Regions from separate parts of the Mus musculus genome. Here region 1 is linked to region 2. A link is a loop called in an ENCODE intact Hi-C map of the cell type or tissue named here. Cell type or tissue: heart. All regions are shown on one strand.

Region 1 (8,000 bases), 99 kb after region 2:
CAAAGTCATAATCATAACCGTAGCCGGGGCGGTAGGGATTATGCTCAGGTATACAGGGCCTGGCGTCGTAGGACTCGTATGGCTGGAAGCGGAAGGAGCTGCAAAGGAAGTATACAGCCCATTAGGAGCAGCCTAAGCCATCCAGGCTACCCAATAATCTGCCCTCAGCCTAACTTTACACTAAGTTGGACCTCTTACATTCAGAACAAGAAACCAACCCACCCAGTCAGTATCTACCTAAATGCCCAGAAGGCAAACTAGCCTAAGAACACTCATTCAAACACTGCTAACAAAGAAAGAGCATGAAGCCCTTGCCAGAACAAAGAATCTTAGGCTCATTGGCCAGCAGTTTAGGAAACCTTCAGTGAAGCCCACCCCACAGGGTCCAACTCCAGCCTAAAGGAGGAACAGGAAAGAGGGCTTTCTAAAAGAGCTGGTACCCACTCCCGTGATTCCAGAAAGGGATTCCATGAGCAAAGGTTGAAGGCCATAATCACCTGTCTCGGTCCTGCACGCCCTCCCCACCGCTGCTGATCCCACCCCTGCCTCCTTCCTTAGACAACATGTCCAAACGTTGATTGATCTTGGCAATGAGCGAGTCTGAGTTGTCGGTACATGGCTCTGGGGCAAAAGACGCCACATGCATGGCAGGGCTCCCAGCTGCCAGGCCACCATCATTGGTCTTGGTGGCCTCCCATGAGGCTGGGCCGTAACTATAGGGTGTTCCTGCAGGGACACTGGTGTTCTGGGCATTGTAGTAGTTGTAGTTTTCATAACCTATCAGGAGAAAGAAGAACCATGTTAGGCCTGAGCACATGAGGCTAGCCATGACATTCTTGTCTGCAGGAGCACTCTCTGCCCACCAAGAAGGAAAAAGTTATGGAACTAAGCATTACCAACATCATACCACAATACACATGTGATCAAGACCAGAGAGACAGGTGGCCACAGATTGTAGTAGCAGGTTTTCTTTAAGAGACAGAAGGACTTGTTTCCTAATCAAAGATGGCCAAGAACCTCAGAATAGCAATTCCAGGTACTAACAAAGACATTTGAAAAGTGTTCCTGCACTATATCCACAATCCCTCTCAAACAAGTTCAAACTCCCCTTCAGGTCAGCCTAGCTCTGATACGCCTCAGGGCCCAGCAGCCTTATTCTCCGGGCTATCGACAGAGCCATGTGCACAGCCAGGATGGGGGAGTGGGGACCTGTACCTCTGGATGGCTGTTTAAAGACTCACTTGCCCACCTCAAGGTCCCTTTCAGAAGGTCTTACCTTGCCAGCTGGTCATACCACTTCCATATGTACCTTAGGAAAAACAAAAACACATAAGCACTTCAATACCAGTTATTACCTAAGGACAGCTGCCACCTCATTGCACCACAAGGTGGGGTGTGACTGGTTGTGTCAGTGGTCCTTAGCATGCTCACGTTTTACAGAACAGGTACAAAGCACCAATAATATTTCTCTCCCAGGCAGGCCTGACTTCTCCCATGAAAGCTTAGAAAAGAAAGGTACACAGCAATCCCCAAGATGGTGGTCTACACTACAGTACTAACTGAGAGGACAGGCTGCACTGGACCTTAGAAAATCCCCTGCATAAATAAGCTCAGTTCTCACCAAACCTAGTTATTCCCAACCATACCTAAGGCATCAGTGGGAGTGGGAGGAAATCACATTCTCAACTGAATAAGAACATATTATGTGGCAGAGGTGTCTGGAAGACCTTTTCACGGGGCACACAAAAAAGTGGCTTGCCTCCAATGGTGCTAGGGACTTGGCCTGGGACAGGTTCTAGACTCAGAAAATAAGGGTGAACAAAAGCCTAGGCCACATCTAGCCTACTGTCTGTTTTTGTACTCTTGACTTAAAAACAGGTTTTATCTCTCTAAATGGTCACAAGAAAAGCACCCCAAGACAAACGTTCCACAATATGCTAAACATAATAGGAACGCACAGTTTGTGTATACAGACTAACAGGGGTGCATGGGTGCTACTGAGGCCTGTGGTGGCAGGTAGCAGAGTGACACAAGGAGCATTCTTCTTACTAATCAGCCTCCGCTCCCATGTAGTACTGTTTTTCCTTAAAAAGAAAAAAAAGGCAAAATGTCCCCTAGGGAAGACAGATGCTGGGCTCTACTACAAGGGGGCATGCAGTGGAGAAACCCACAAGCCAACCCATTAATCAGGAACCACTTACCCTGGGTGTTGGCAGGTCCAGCACTCCATGCCCCATAGCCTGTGAAAAGATCATGTGTCAAGATTCTGTCCTACCTCAAGGAAATAAGAGTTCTGATAACACCCAAAGAGTCTAAAGAAGTGTCAGCTTACAACGAGGGAACGTAAATGTGATCCAGCGCACCTCCTCCAGCCTTTAAGAACTATCTCCACCCACAAATGCAAGCAAACCATCATACCTTACCTGGCTGAGCTGACATCAAAGCAAAAAAAAAAAAAAAAAAAAAAAAAAAAAGGGGGGGGGGGTGGCGGGAGGGAGGGAACCAAGTTTAGAGGACACAAAACACAGCATTAGGTCACAGTGCCCACTGTACTGGCCTAGCCGCCACATAAGCGGGAAAGCTCAGAGTGCTGCCAGTTATGCCACGAAACTGGGAAACAAGCTAGAAATTCGGTGACATAAACGTTAGGCTTTGCTTCCATGTAACTAAACACTCAACACCCCAGCTTTCAAGCCTCCCTCTGACCTTCTAAGTCACCCCCTACAACACTCCTTTGAACAGAAAGGGAATACATTCTCTTCATTTGTGTTTTTGGAGCCTAGCATATAGTCCGATACAGTGGCACAGTCCCAGGCTGTCGAATGACTTCACTTTGACAGTGTTAATGGTTAGTTCCCTTTCCAGAATATCCCAAAAGCCCCACTGTAACACAGTCCCTTAAATGTGCTGACAGGCACTCAGTACGGCCATACCTAACTGCTACTTAGAAACCAGGGAGGGGCTGGCCAGATGGTTCAGTGGTTAATCGCGCTGACTGCTCTTCCGAAGGTCCCGAGTTCAAATCCCAGCAACCACATGGTGGCTCACAACCATCCCTAACGAAATCTGATGCCCTCTTCTGGAATGTCTGAAAACAGCTACAGTGTACTTACATATAATAAATAAATCTTAAAAAAAAAAGATTCTTTTTCTTCTTCTTCTTCTTCTTCTTTTTTTTTTTTTTTTTTTTGGTTTTTTGAGACAGGGTTTCTCTGTAGCCCTAGCTGTCCTGGAACTCACTTTGTAGACCAGGCTGGCCTCAAACTCAGAAATCTGCCTGCTTCTGCCTCCCAAGTGCTTGGATTAAAGGCATTCGCCACCACGCCCGGCTAAAAAAATTCTTAGTTAAAAAAACAAAAAAACCAGGAAGGCTGCAAATACCCTAACTGTATCTGTAAAATTATTGGCTGGTAGAAAGTGGGAGTCACCATGAAGTTCCCTAGACCAAAGAAGTATAGCAGGGTTGTGACAGGTATCTATCTGGTGGAAAGGCTAAGAATGGAAGACATAGATCTAGGATCCCAAAGGCAAAGAGCACTAGGCTGATACCCAAGCACACGTGTTCATCACACCTCAGGCCTCTCTGGCAAGTCCAATTCTAGGGATCTTGTTACTCTGCTGCCTCTCAAGATCCCTTCCTTAGCCGCCAGAAGCCACTAACCACTCCCTGTGCCCACTTCCAACCCCATTCCACATGTTCCAACTATCTCCTGCGGGTAAATCTCCGTACAGAGTCAAGGCCTCCCAGGAGATTAAAAGCAGATAGCTCGAGAACCGACGCCTAATTACGAAAAGTTGCTGACATTTAGGTTAGGAAAGGCAACGTTCCCGCTTCCGCAGACCCCCGTAATGTTACAGTCCAGAATCCCAGCCCCTCAGGCAGCACACCTCCCACGAGCACCTCACGCCGCGTACACTGCAGAGACCCAGCCAGGTTTTCCCAAAAAGCTGCACCGGGTGTAGCCGCAGTGCACAGCTGGGCCGATCGCGCGCTGCCCGTAAGCCTTCAGAAAAGCGAGCCCGGGGACACGAGCTCTCAAGGACGACCTGCGGAGGATGAGCTGAGACTCTCTCCTCGCTACGGCCGCCGCAACCCAGCCGGACCTCAACCCCCTCCACCCCCCGCTTCCTCAGCGTTCGCTTTAGCCCCGCCCCTGGAGCCGCCATTTTGTGGCGTCTTCGGAAGAGAAGGCGGGACTGAGACCGCTCGGGTCCTGGGGTCCCGCAGCGATGAGAGCCACTCGGCTTGCACAGTGAAAGCGGTCCAGAACGCATCCAGAAACCGGCCACAGCGTCGGCCTTCGCGCCTCATCCGCACCCCCCGCCCCGAGTCCTACCGGCCAATCCACGCGCGGCGCTTCGGGAACGATTGCGCAGAGGCCCAATAAGGGAAGCGCGCGCGTCCGGGACAACTCCACACAGAACCGGGCTGCGGCAAGTGCGTTCCGGCTGCAGGCTAAGCCCGAATACCACATGCGCCAGGGTCTCCCGTGGTGAAGAAGAGCCCACACTAACCTCCGTAGCCTTGCTCCATGTCTGCGACGCGACCCGCCAGCAGATCCTTGTCTTAGATTCGCTCAGAACGCATGCGTTCAACGTGCTGTCTGCTACTGGAAGACGAAGAGCGTACGTCTCTTTCTGGGCGCTACCATTGGTTGCTCAAATGGGCCCGCCCCCGCCGATCCGCCCAGCCTTCCGGGTTGCAAATCTACAGCATCTCGGGAGTTGTGCCTCAAGGGTAAGCTAGTGCGCAAGAGCGTCCAGGTCCGCGCACGCGTGAGCGGTTCTAGCGCGTTTACCCGCGCGCAGGCGCACTTCTAGGGGCCCGCCCTCACCACAGCACAAACGAAGACCTCAGATGGGAAAGCACTTTATTAGGCTGGACTTCCAGCCTCGGCCACGGGAGCCCTGCCGGGTAAGGGTTATGGACCCCCACCGCCCTCCTCGTCGTCTTCCATGTCGAGGCCCGGGATCCCGCGGATCTGACACTGCAGCGCTCCGCCCAGCAAGGGTACAGGGCTCTCCTCCTCTTCTGGTGGTGGCGGAGGTGGCGGTGTTGTAGTCCCTGGGGCGGGCTCCAGGGGCACGGGGGGCTGTGCCGGCACGCCCTCTGTGAGCTCTGTCGCTTCGCTTGGTGCCCCTTCATCCAGAGCGCCAGCCTCCACCTCGTCTTGTTCCTTTTCCTCCTCTGGGTTGTCAGTGAAAGGATTCTCGCCCTGTAGAGATGGATAGAGACTTTAATGGGAGGTAGGAATCACTGGGATAGAATGGGGACCAGGCTCACACAAAGGTCAGGACTAGGACAGTGCTTTCGCCTTTGCCTCACCTTCAGATATCGCTCCAGCTTCTTGCTAATGAGCTTGTTGTTGAGAATACTGCGGGCCACCATAAGCGAGGACTTCTTGGACTGCTCCATCATAAGCTATGGGCAGGGCAGACAGGGCTGGTGAGGCTGCTCTAGGAATCCAACAAACCCAGCTGAGGTTCAGATTCACCAATAACTAGTCCTAGTGTCTGTAAGTGACCTTGGGCGTAATTCCAGTCAGTCTGGACAGGCATGCAAGGAACTAGGATTCGATCTGATCACCCACACCTTATTTGCTGTTTGAAACCTGATCTGCTTACATAGAAACTATAGTAAGTACTGGACTTAGTGGCACAGGCCATGTAACTCCAGGACATTAAAGTGGAAGGCCTACCTGGACTACAGAGTTTAACGGTTTACATGGTTTGACTATGTCTCAGAAAATAAAAGACGGCTGGGAGCTAGAGAGATGGCTCAGCGTAAAGGACTTGTTAGTATTTCAAAGACTCAGGTTCATTTTCTGCCACCTACAAGGTGGCTGACAACAATCTCTAATCTAGTTCCCAGGAATATGAAGCCCTCTTCTGGTTACCACAGGCACCAGGCATGTGAATAGTGAGCATATGTGCAGGCAAAACATACAAGAAAATAAAAAATAAAAAAATAAAACGTAAAAAGGGGGAGGGGGCCAGCTGGAGATAATATAATAATTTGATGATAGAGTGCTTTCTTAGTATTCTTAAAGCCTTAGTTAGGTTCAATCCCCATATATATACACACACACCAGATGTAATAAAACTTATTAAAAGTAAAACGTAGGGCTGGGCTTGGTGGCCCATATCGTTAATCCCAGCACTTGGGCGGCTGAGGTAGGAGGGCAGATCTTCCTGAGTTCAAAGCCAGCCTGGTCTCAGAGCAAGTTCCAGGACACAGAAAAACCTTCACTGCCACCCCCCTCCCCTCAATTCCAGTGACAACAAAAAAAGTAAAATGTAAAAACAATAAAGGGTCTGGCAAGATGACTCTGGGTAAAAGCACAGCTTGGCAAATTGAACCCAATTCTAAGGTCACATACAATAAAGGAGAGAACCAACTCCTGCAAGTTGTCCTCTGACTTCTACACACATGCTACCTCCCGCCCTCCCACAGATACACAGACATACACATGCAGTCACCTAGGAGCAAATTGTTTAGAACCAGTAAAGAGGGTATAAAAACAGCCCTAGCAATGCACACCTGTAAGCCCATCACTTAAGAGGAAGAGAGGACTGCTGCAAATTCAAGGCCACTCTGACCTATAGAGTGAATTCCAGGACAGCTTGGACTACATAAGACTGCCAAAACAAAATGAGAATATAGATGAAACTATATTTAAATATTGTGCATCATTTTAACTCACAGGATTTGGATATGAAGAAATAATGGTAAAACTGAAAAGAGACACTTCTCTACTGGTGGAGCAACTGGTTATAGACTTGAAAAGCTATTTGATGGAATACACAAGAAATACAAATTTGCCTCAGTAATTCCTATCCCAAAGTTTTTTTTTTTAGTTTTTTTGTTTGTTTTTCTTCTTTCGAGACAGGGTTTCTCTGTGTAGCCTTGGCTGTCCTGGAACTCACAGGCTGGCCTTGAACTCAGAAATCCGCCTGCCTCTGACTCCCAAGTGCTGGGATTAAAGGCGTGCGCCACCACCCCCGGGCTCCTATCCCAAAGTTTAAGAACTAGAAATAGACCGGCTCCGCGGATCAGGGCCTCTGGCAGAATAGAAGACATTTATTCGATTCAGTGGGAAGCCTGGGCCTTTTGTTTTGTTTTGTTGAGACAAGGTCTTGCTATGGTAGCGTAGGAGGTTCTGGGACTTGTTTGGTTGTTTTGGAATTATTTTTTGTTTGAGATATTTTGTAGGCAAGGCTGGCCTGATCTCACTATGTAGTCCATGCTGGTCTCTCAGATTTGTGGCAATTTTCCTGCCTCAGCCTTCCAGGAACATTAGACTATGCCTGGTTTATAAACTGGCTCTGAACTTGGGATCCTCTTGATCTCCTAATGCTGGAATTGTAGATCTGTACTATCATATCTGAGTCATTCTGTCTGGAATCAACATGCTCGGTCATTTCTTCAGTCATAGGAGTACAGACATGATTATGAAACCAAAGAAAGAATGAAAGGGAATTGGTTCTCTCTCTCCAGCATGAGTGTCCCAGAGCTCAAACAGGCTGCCAGGCTTAGCAACAAGTAACTTTACCCACTGAGCACCTCACTAGACCTCACAGTTTTCCTTATATATTTTTTTCTATTACTAGGCTGAGTATACTCAAGTAGCAGATTAAGGTAAAGAATTAGAACACTACTACAGTTCCTCAGTAATTTTCACTGGCCGACACTGTCCTTTCTTACCCCTCTGTGTGTCCAGAAGTGGAATATAAACAGCTGTTTCCAGTTTTGGTCATAATGACCAAACATGAGAAATAATTAAAAACAAAACCCAGTGTTCCTACTTTCAGGTTGGTGTCATTGCTTAATTATCCAGTGCTTCCTTGACCTTGATCCAATAGTGACTTACACTATGGTGCCAACATTAAAACAACCAACTATACAGCACTCAGGCAGAAAATAGAGAGCCTGACCTGGTCAGTTAGCATACATATATAGTAATAGCTACTACAGAAGCAGAGGCAGAAAGATCAGGTGA
Region 2 (8,000 bases):
ATCCTAATAAAAATGGTATGCTTGAACAGATTCACCCACTAAGAGGAGAAAGGTATACAAAAGAAAACTTTTAAACAAGACACCAAAATATAAAAGCAAACCCTTCCCCTTCAGAGTCCAGACTGTACAGAGGAAGAAGTAGTGGCAAGGCATGGGGGGGGGGGGGGGGGGGCGCACCAGACACAGTGGTTTTTCTTTCCCTTCTTTAATATTAATTCCTCAAGATAGTATTTTTCCTTGCTGGCAGGAAACTGAATTGAACTTTACAGTTTCTAAACCAGGGACAAAAATGGCCAAACACTACCCTAGGTTCTAAAAAACTGTGAGCAAAAGGAGGGGGTCCTCAGACCAAAGTCTGAAGGCACGCTGCCACTTGATGGTCCTGTTTAAAAAGTGCAGTCAGCTGAGTATGATGTAGACTATCTTTAATTCCAGTATTCAGAATGTAGAGGTAGAACTAGCCAGAGATAGACAACAAGAGTATAGTTCAAATACATTAACTAATAAATAAAATGTATCTTAAAAAATTGTAGCAAAATTTAAAAGCCTTAATTCCACATAAAGACTAGTGAAAGCAAACATAAATGGCGAAGGGGCTGCCTTTCTTATGAAGCTGAAGGACAGATAACACCAAACTGAAGAGGGAATGCTAAGTGACAAGTACAAGTCAGAAAAAAAAAAACAAAACTAAGGAAGATTTAAAAACACAAAAACTAACAAACAAACAAACAAAAAAACCACCCCGGGCGTGATGGTGCATGCCTTTAATCCCAACACTTGGGAGGTAGAGGCAGGCGGATTTCTGAGTTCGAGGCCAGCCTTGTCTACAGAGTGAGTTCCAGGACAGCCAGGGCTACACAGAGAAACCCTGTCTCAAAAAACCAAAAGAAAAAAAAAAACAAAAACACAAAAACCAACAATCACACACAAAAACCAAACCAAACCAACCAAACCAAACCAATGGTACTAGATGGTCTTGCAGGAGATTCAGGTTCTGTCCCGAGCACCATTAAGGAAGCTGGAAGCTTACAACTCCAGTCTAGAGGATCTGCTACCATCTTTTAAGACTCCATAACCACCAGACATCTCAGTCAAACCACCCATACAAATAAATGTAAAACAAACAAAATCAACCAATCAAGTGAAAAATTCCCAATAGTCTGATCGTGCATTTGAATTTTAAGAGCCAGGTCAACACTATCAAAGAGCAGTAGTCAATCCTATCAAGCTACCCTTGAATCTGACATGTTCTCTGAACTGAAGGAGAAAAGATGCTATCATGTGACACATTAGCAAAACTAACAAAATAGTATGGAGGCAGGGAATCACCAAAGTTCTAATGACAAAGACCAACGGGTCACCAACAGCTCTGCAAATCTCTGCCCTGGAAACCCTAGAGACTGCTATATAAGCAGACCCAAGGAAGCCTTGCGACCCACAACTAATATACCTGTGCTTCTTAGTAGCAGGTTGCTCAGCAGACCACTGACCTGAGAGCGGTAGCAACCTATGAACTAATGAAGAAATGGCTGGGAATTAAGATCTTATGTTTCCTTTAAAGGCAGGTCTGGGCATTATAGAGATGGCTCAATGGTTAAGAGCACTTGTACCTTATAGGTCTCTGTAAATTTTGGTATGTACTTTTCTTTAAAATAAAAGCTAGGCTGGTAAGATGGCTCAGGAAGTAAGAGCACCGACTTGAGTTCAAATCCCAGTAACTACGTGGTAGCTCACAACCATCTCTAATGAGATCTGGCACCTTCTTCTGGTGTGTCTAAAGACAGCTAGAGTGTACTTACATATAAAATAAGTAATAAATAAGTCTTAAAAAAAATAAAAGTCTCCTCCAGGTTGTTGAAGGGGCAGGGTGGGGAGTAGGGGTTGGGGGATACGAACAGGCAGACAGACAGAACCAGCCACTCACATTTAAGTTAATGACCCTAACTTAAAATGTATGTATGCATTAGGTAAGTTACATATGCTCAGCCTGATCTATGTTAAGAGTTCCAGAACAGCCAGGCCTACATAAGAGAGACCCTGTTCAAAAACAAACAAACAAACAAACAAACAAACAAAAACAAAATTTCCTCCAAGCCTCACTGCATTATTATGAGTGAAGTGACAGAATAAATACCTGACAAGGCAAGATCTGGCCTGACCTTGGAGCCTTACCTGGAGTTTTCGAGCCATGGCTACCACTTCATGGTCAGGGGGGTTGTACTTGTAGCAGTTGGAGAACATCAATCGGACATCAGCACCAAATTCCTGGGCATCTCTGTACTCTCGGGACTCTAGTTTAGACTGCAAATACAAAGTAGGCCTTAGACATTTCTGTTCCTGTGTCTGTCTGTCTCTCTCTCTCTCTCTCTCTCTCTCTCTCTCTCTCTCTCTCTCTCTCTCTCTCTCTCTCTCTCTCTCTCTCTGTGTGTGTGTGTGTGTGTGTGTGTAATACATTATTGATGGGAAACAAGGTAGCTTCTTAGTGGCTCTCAGTTTAATCCAGACTAGAATATGGATTATGGGGACAAAGAAGAACAACAGGCCATCACTCCGGTTCTCGGCATGAGACAGATACGGAGATATAGCTGCCAAGTCTTGGGGCTTAGAAATGATTTTAGACCCAGGCTTACCCTACTGAGGTCAGTGAAAAGTCTAAAGGGAAACTGAACGCACAGAATCCCAGAAGAGATTATGCCAGAACTGATGAGAAAATAAAACAAGTTCTCATCTTGCATGTGCTTGTACTGAAGGTACAGAAAGGAATCTCCTGTTTGAGCAATGTTATTCTACTTCCAGGAGGAAAATTATAAAAGTCCTTAAATAAAATACTTTGGTGATGATGTTGGTAGATAGTGCTGTGTCTTCTACAGATCAAACAGCAAAGCCTTTCTTGCCAATCACACTGAGCCCAGAGGACCCAGTCTCCTAGACCATCTGGCAGGTGCAAAGAAGTACAGGGGCATTGAGAGAGCTCGAGTATGCATCTTACATCTCCTTACACCAAGGAAATAGGCAGAGTCATCACCTGAAACCAAGTATACTAGGTTAGTGTTCACTTATTTCAACAATGAACCTGCAGGGGGCACCCAGAACGTTGTTGGATTAGTCTAGGAGAAATCCTGTCTCTGACCATCATCCCAGGGACCTGGTAGCTAACCTTGATTGTGCTCATGTCCATGGGATGTTTGATGATGTCACAGTAGTCGTGCAGACCCAGTGCCTCCACATCCACAGGCTTGTAGAAAGGCCAGGCATAGGCAGCATGTTTCTTGGCAAACATCTCCTTGAGGATGCCACTGCAGCACTTTAGCTGCTCAGAGATCTTGCTGCTCTTCTCTGGCCCTGGGTGCTGCTGTGAGTCCGGTACATCCTTCTTTGGAGGCTTCACAGGTCTGCTGCTCTCCCGCCGAGGACCCAGCTTGGCGGTCTTGGGCTCTGGGGCCAGTGAGGGTGGCTCATGAATGGGGTCGATGGTGGTAGGGGTGGTGGTATCTGCTTTCCTCTTCACCCCTTTCTTTGTCTGCCATGAGCACAGACACAAAAGTCTCAATCAGAGGCTCTGGCTGGTACAGCTGCCCTTCAGGATCACCTCTGAAACCAAGCCCTGACCGGGATCCCAATACTCAGGACAAGCCCAAAGGTATAACTGCACTGAGACCCTGTCACACCACTGTTTTCCACAGCTGGACTAGAACCAGCCAGCAACAGGAGAAAAGCACAAAACTCAATAGAGTATTTACTCCCTTAGAGGCCACAGAACCTGCTGAAGAGGTTTACTGCTTACTACCTGGGCCTTGAGCTACACAGCCCATAGAAGAAACAACTAAGAGAGCCTGCAAGTCCGTCTCTGGTGGCAGCAATCCACCAGGGCCCAGGATGCTCACCTTCACAGGCTGGGGGGTGGTCGCAATGATGGGCGGGTGACTCTGCACAGGCTGTGGAACTGGAGCAGGTGGGGGTGGTGGCTGGGGGGGTACCGGTGAAGGAGTCTGAAGTGGCTGAGGGGGCACCATTGTCATGACAGGAGGCTGGGCAATGAGGTCTGGGGTGACAGCAGGAAAGGGGTGAGTTGTGGCCTGCACAGGTGGAGGAGGGTTCTGCTGAGGCGTCTGGGTCTGCGGAGAAGTTGATGCTTGAGTTGTGTTTGGTACCGTGGATACACCAGGCTTTGCTGCCCCTACCAATCATAAAAAATAGTAAATTTAAAAGCTATGTTAGCACACCCTGACAAAACACCCACATATACTTGTGTACTACATTTGTTTAGTGTTAAGACCATCTGGAACACTTCAGGTATCACTGTGCACCAAACTTATTCCTGTGTCCCCAGGGAAGTGGTATCATTTCCTGAGGTGTCCTGGTGGCAACTCCTCACTCAGATACAGACTGAGATAAGAAGGGAAGCCCAGGCTAAAAGAGTGGGAAACCTATACACTGTGTTATCACCAGTGCTGCACATGGAAATCAGAAAAATGTTCCTTGGGGAATGCAGACAGCTGCCCTCACTTCCTTCCGAGTGCTTTTGACAGATCTGGCAGCAGTCGACCTTGCAAGCTTTCTGAAAAGTAGGATGGTCTCAACTCTCAGAGCCACTAGGGACTAGTGGACAATTGTAGCCATCTGTGACTACTCAGCTTGTTTCCCTGTAGCTGCATTCTAACTTCCAACACAAAGTAGTCACATGGCACACCAAATCAGAAATTAAAAACAAAGGATTATAACTACAGCCCAAACGTGAGCAGGTGAACCAGGGACCGTATCCTGTACTATGATTTGCATTCAGATGGAATGACAGCAAGTCTTTAAAGCCTGCGATCTCAGCAGTGAGGAGGCCAAGTTGCAAGGATTAAGGTTTTAGGGCCAGCTTGGGCTATGTCAATAAAAAATTCTACCTCAGGAAGGAGACAGACAGACAGACAGACAGGAAAGCAAAAGCATTATCTATCTGTAGGCTGTCCTAGAGCGCTTTCCAGGAATCATATGAGGAGGAAGGGGGAGGTTCTACTGAGTTTCCCAATTTTCTTTCTAGCCTGAGATTCCCGTGCCTGCTGCAGTCAAATCATCAAAACTGTTAGTCCCAGAAAGTGAGGAGTAGGCTCTGCATGTTATGGATAAGGAATGTGATTTAATCCATGTACCTGCCAAAAGTTTTGAGTAGTAGTGAATATATGTAATAACAAGACTCAAGAAGCATGAAGACTTTGAGTCTGAATTAACAAAGGGAAGGAGAGGGAAGGAAAAAGAAGGAAGGAGGGAGAGAAGAGAGTGGAAGGGAGAGGGAGAGGAAGAGGAGAAAGGAGTGGGAACATACATGTGAATGACTGTCTTTCTTTGGTAATTCCAAAAGCTACTCTGGATTTAGCGGGCCCCTGTGCCTTTGCCACTTTAGAGCAAGGTGGGAGGCCAGGCTAAAAGCATGTCTTAAAAGAAGCAAATAACTAACAACCAGAAGCAACCTGAAAATTGTCACCCTTTTGCAGCTCAGAACTGTAAAGTACAGGACATAGTACCTGTTAATAGCAACTTTGCCAGATGGCTGCTTGAGTTTTGTTAGTAGTGGTACAGTTGGAAACTGGGAGGCAGGAAGAAGTTAGTAATTGGCTTTAGATGAGTGAGCACCAGAGGCAAACATGACTGGCATTAAGGGAATTTAGATGATAAACCTTAAAGATTGGGAAACTAGTTACAACGGCTTCTGTCAGAATAATTTCTTTATTCTAAAATGGAAAAGCAGGACCAGGGCATGAAGCTCAATGGTGAAATACTTGCTGGATTTGAGGTTTAGCACCATAAAACAAATAATAAATAATAAAATTGAGAGAAAAGCGAGAAACAGCTACAGCACCAAAGGTGAAGAATCAAATGTCAAAGCCATGCTTTCTTTTATATCTAAGTTTATCAACTACTCAGGGCCCAGTGACTTTTGCCAAGGAGAAACTTCAGATCCATGGGACTTCCTAGGAGCATAGATGATATTAAAGTCCACTCTGTTCAAATATCAGCAATGAAATATTTGCTGTCACCACCTAACTCCCTGTAATCCCTAGCACTCTGATAAACTTGGAAAATAGGCAACGATGAGGGAGAAACACAACTACCTGTTTCTTTCCTCCCTCGTCCTCTTCCTTTTGCCTGGACTATCATGATCTCAGTTTCTTCTGTAGGCAGTTCATTGATTTTTTGCAAGAAGAGCTTCTCCAGAGCTTCTGCCATTAAGACGATGTCATCTCCAGGCTGGATGAGGAAACAGGTGGGGTAGAGCTGGAAGGCCTTTTCTTCCCATCTCTGTGGACGGGACACCAGGGCCACCCCCATGCTCCAATACATGGAGCATTGTACCCAGGCTCCTTTCATGATTTATGGACTCCAGGGGGCTACAATCTTTATGCTACCAGGTATTCCTAAACAAGATCTGGACTCCAGGGGCCATAATGGTTATGCTATTTGGTATTCCTAAGAAGACCTATCCACCTGAATCTCCTTTCAGTTTTAAGCTCCAAGAAACCATCCTTGTGCCTTATGTACCTACCAGCTTAATTTCCTAACGGGAGGCCCTCCTTTACTTTGGGATTTCTTCAGATACAACTCAAATGAATTCACTAGAACTACTCAAATTACACAGCATTTTTTCTGGTGATGAATATTTTTTAGGGTTCCAACAGTGCTCCCTAATGTACCCCAATGGCAGCTCAGTGAGGTTTGAACAAAGCCCTTATCACATTGCCTTATGAATCCCCACTCTGTCACCATGTCCAGAACATGCTGTCCCCGTTCAGCTCTAAACTGAGGGCCTAGTCTGTACATTTTAATTTCCACCTAAGTGGTGAGAACTAAGGCTTTACAAAACACAGTAAACTTCAAGAAACTCACCTACCCATCTCTTCTGGGCAATTTTACCCACTACACGAGCAGAGGTCAAAAGCTGAGTTCTGTATAGTGTCTCCCTCCAGAGTCGTTCTATTTGAAAGGGTTGGTTTTAATCACATCTGTGGTCTGAACTGTAAACAAATGATCTGGCTTCATGGCACAGCCGAGCCGAAAGGTTTGGCTACGGGGTTAGGAAGTGGCCCGTGGGTCTATATGTAAGACCAGGAGGACACTGGATTTTATGGCCATGTCCACAGTTCCAGGAGACTGTGACCCACAGAACAGCTGGGGTCTGCAGCTAGCCCCACTGTACCCTCTCACATCAAGGTTTGTGCCTGAGCACACCTCTGCAAAACTCTAAGTTGTGCAGGCTCTTTTACCTGAAAATTTACACCATCCCAAAGGACCACCTGGTGTCATCTGTCCTCATATGTTCTGTACTAGACATGCTCAAGAACTAAAATAAAAACCCCAAGGGTACTCGAGGCAGATGCTTCAGGCTAACAAGGATAACAATGCCCTCCTCCCCACAAAAGAAACACCCAATCCTATGCACAATTATAGGTCCCATTATCCTACTTCTGGGAGTCTCTTGCTATCATCCTTACACAGCCCAGCTATCCCAGCAACCCTGTCCTTGGGCTCCTTAGAAGTATCCCTATTTTTACTCCCCCTCCTTCCCAAGCAGGGAAACTGGACCTCTGCCCCCCAACATCTCACCTTGTTATAGATGTAACAATTTGTAAACATAGTGTTGAAGTCCTGGATACATTCCTGAGCATTCCAGTAATAGTTGTTTTCCAAGCGCTTCTTTATTGTTCCCATATCCATGGGTGTTTTAATAATCTTATAGTAATCCTGAGGAGCAAAGAAATCAAAGGCCACTGTTACTTAACTCCACAGCCAAAGACGTTCCCGTGGTGTCAGTGAGGAACTGACTGTAAAGTAAGTAAAGAAAGGACAGATTCCTAAGTGCTAGATGGAAATTCACATGCTAACAGGTTGTATTCACAAGGGGGAAAAATAAATATTTTCTTTTTAAATAAAACAAAAAAAAAAGGATAATTTATTGTATGCACAATGTATTTTGATCAAAATCTGCCCTCATCCCCCAATCCCCTCATCTAGGCCTC

What was found. A loop is a pair of places that touch in the nucleus more often than their neighbours do. Peaks named below come from ENCODE experiments on the same cell type or tissue, not always from the same donor. Only the 100,000 strongest peaks of a DNase experiment are listed, where the experiment ranks them.
Region 1: a loop joins it to region 2, with 2.0 times the contacts of the local background. A loop is called at or near these places in 3 of 42 quality-filtered maps.

Annotation. Positions count from the first base shown.
Region 1 is chr17:32,316,570-32,324,569 of GRCm38, forward strand. Akap8 (A kinase (PRKA) anchor protein 8) reads right to left here and starts at 4,669. Exons shown (of 14, transcript NM_019774.5): 1 at 4,516-4,669; 2 at 2,202-2,240; 3 at 1,277-1,309; 4 at 498-777; 5 at 1-98. The coding sequence starts at 4,534. Akap8l (A kinase (PRKA) anchor protein 8-like) reads right to left here. Exons shown (of 14, transcript NM_017476.2): 13 at 5,327-5,422; 14 at 4,855-5,216. The coding sequence ends at 4,923. In heart, CTCF peaks have their summits at 3,089 (motif pointing left), 4,269 and 5,035; a DNase peak (open chromatin) is centred at 4,712; H3K4me3 peaks cover 3,039 bases; H3K27ac peaks cover 2,518 bases.
Region 2 is chr17:32,217,989-32,225,988 of GRCm38, forward strand. It overlaps Brd4 (bromodomain containing 4), which reads right to left. Exons shown (of 20, transcript NM_020508.4): 4 at 7,588-7,725; 5 at 6,099-6,234; 6 at 3,885-4,177; 7 at 3,158-3,520; 8 at 2,173-2,301. Among named protein-coding and RNA genes, the nearest start is that of Ephx3, 33 kb to the left of the region's middle. In heart, a CTCF peak has its summit at 3,056 (motif pointing right); no DNase peak of the experiment used is centred here.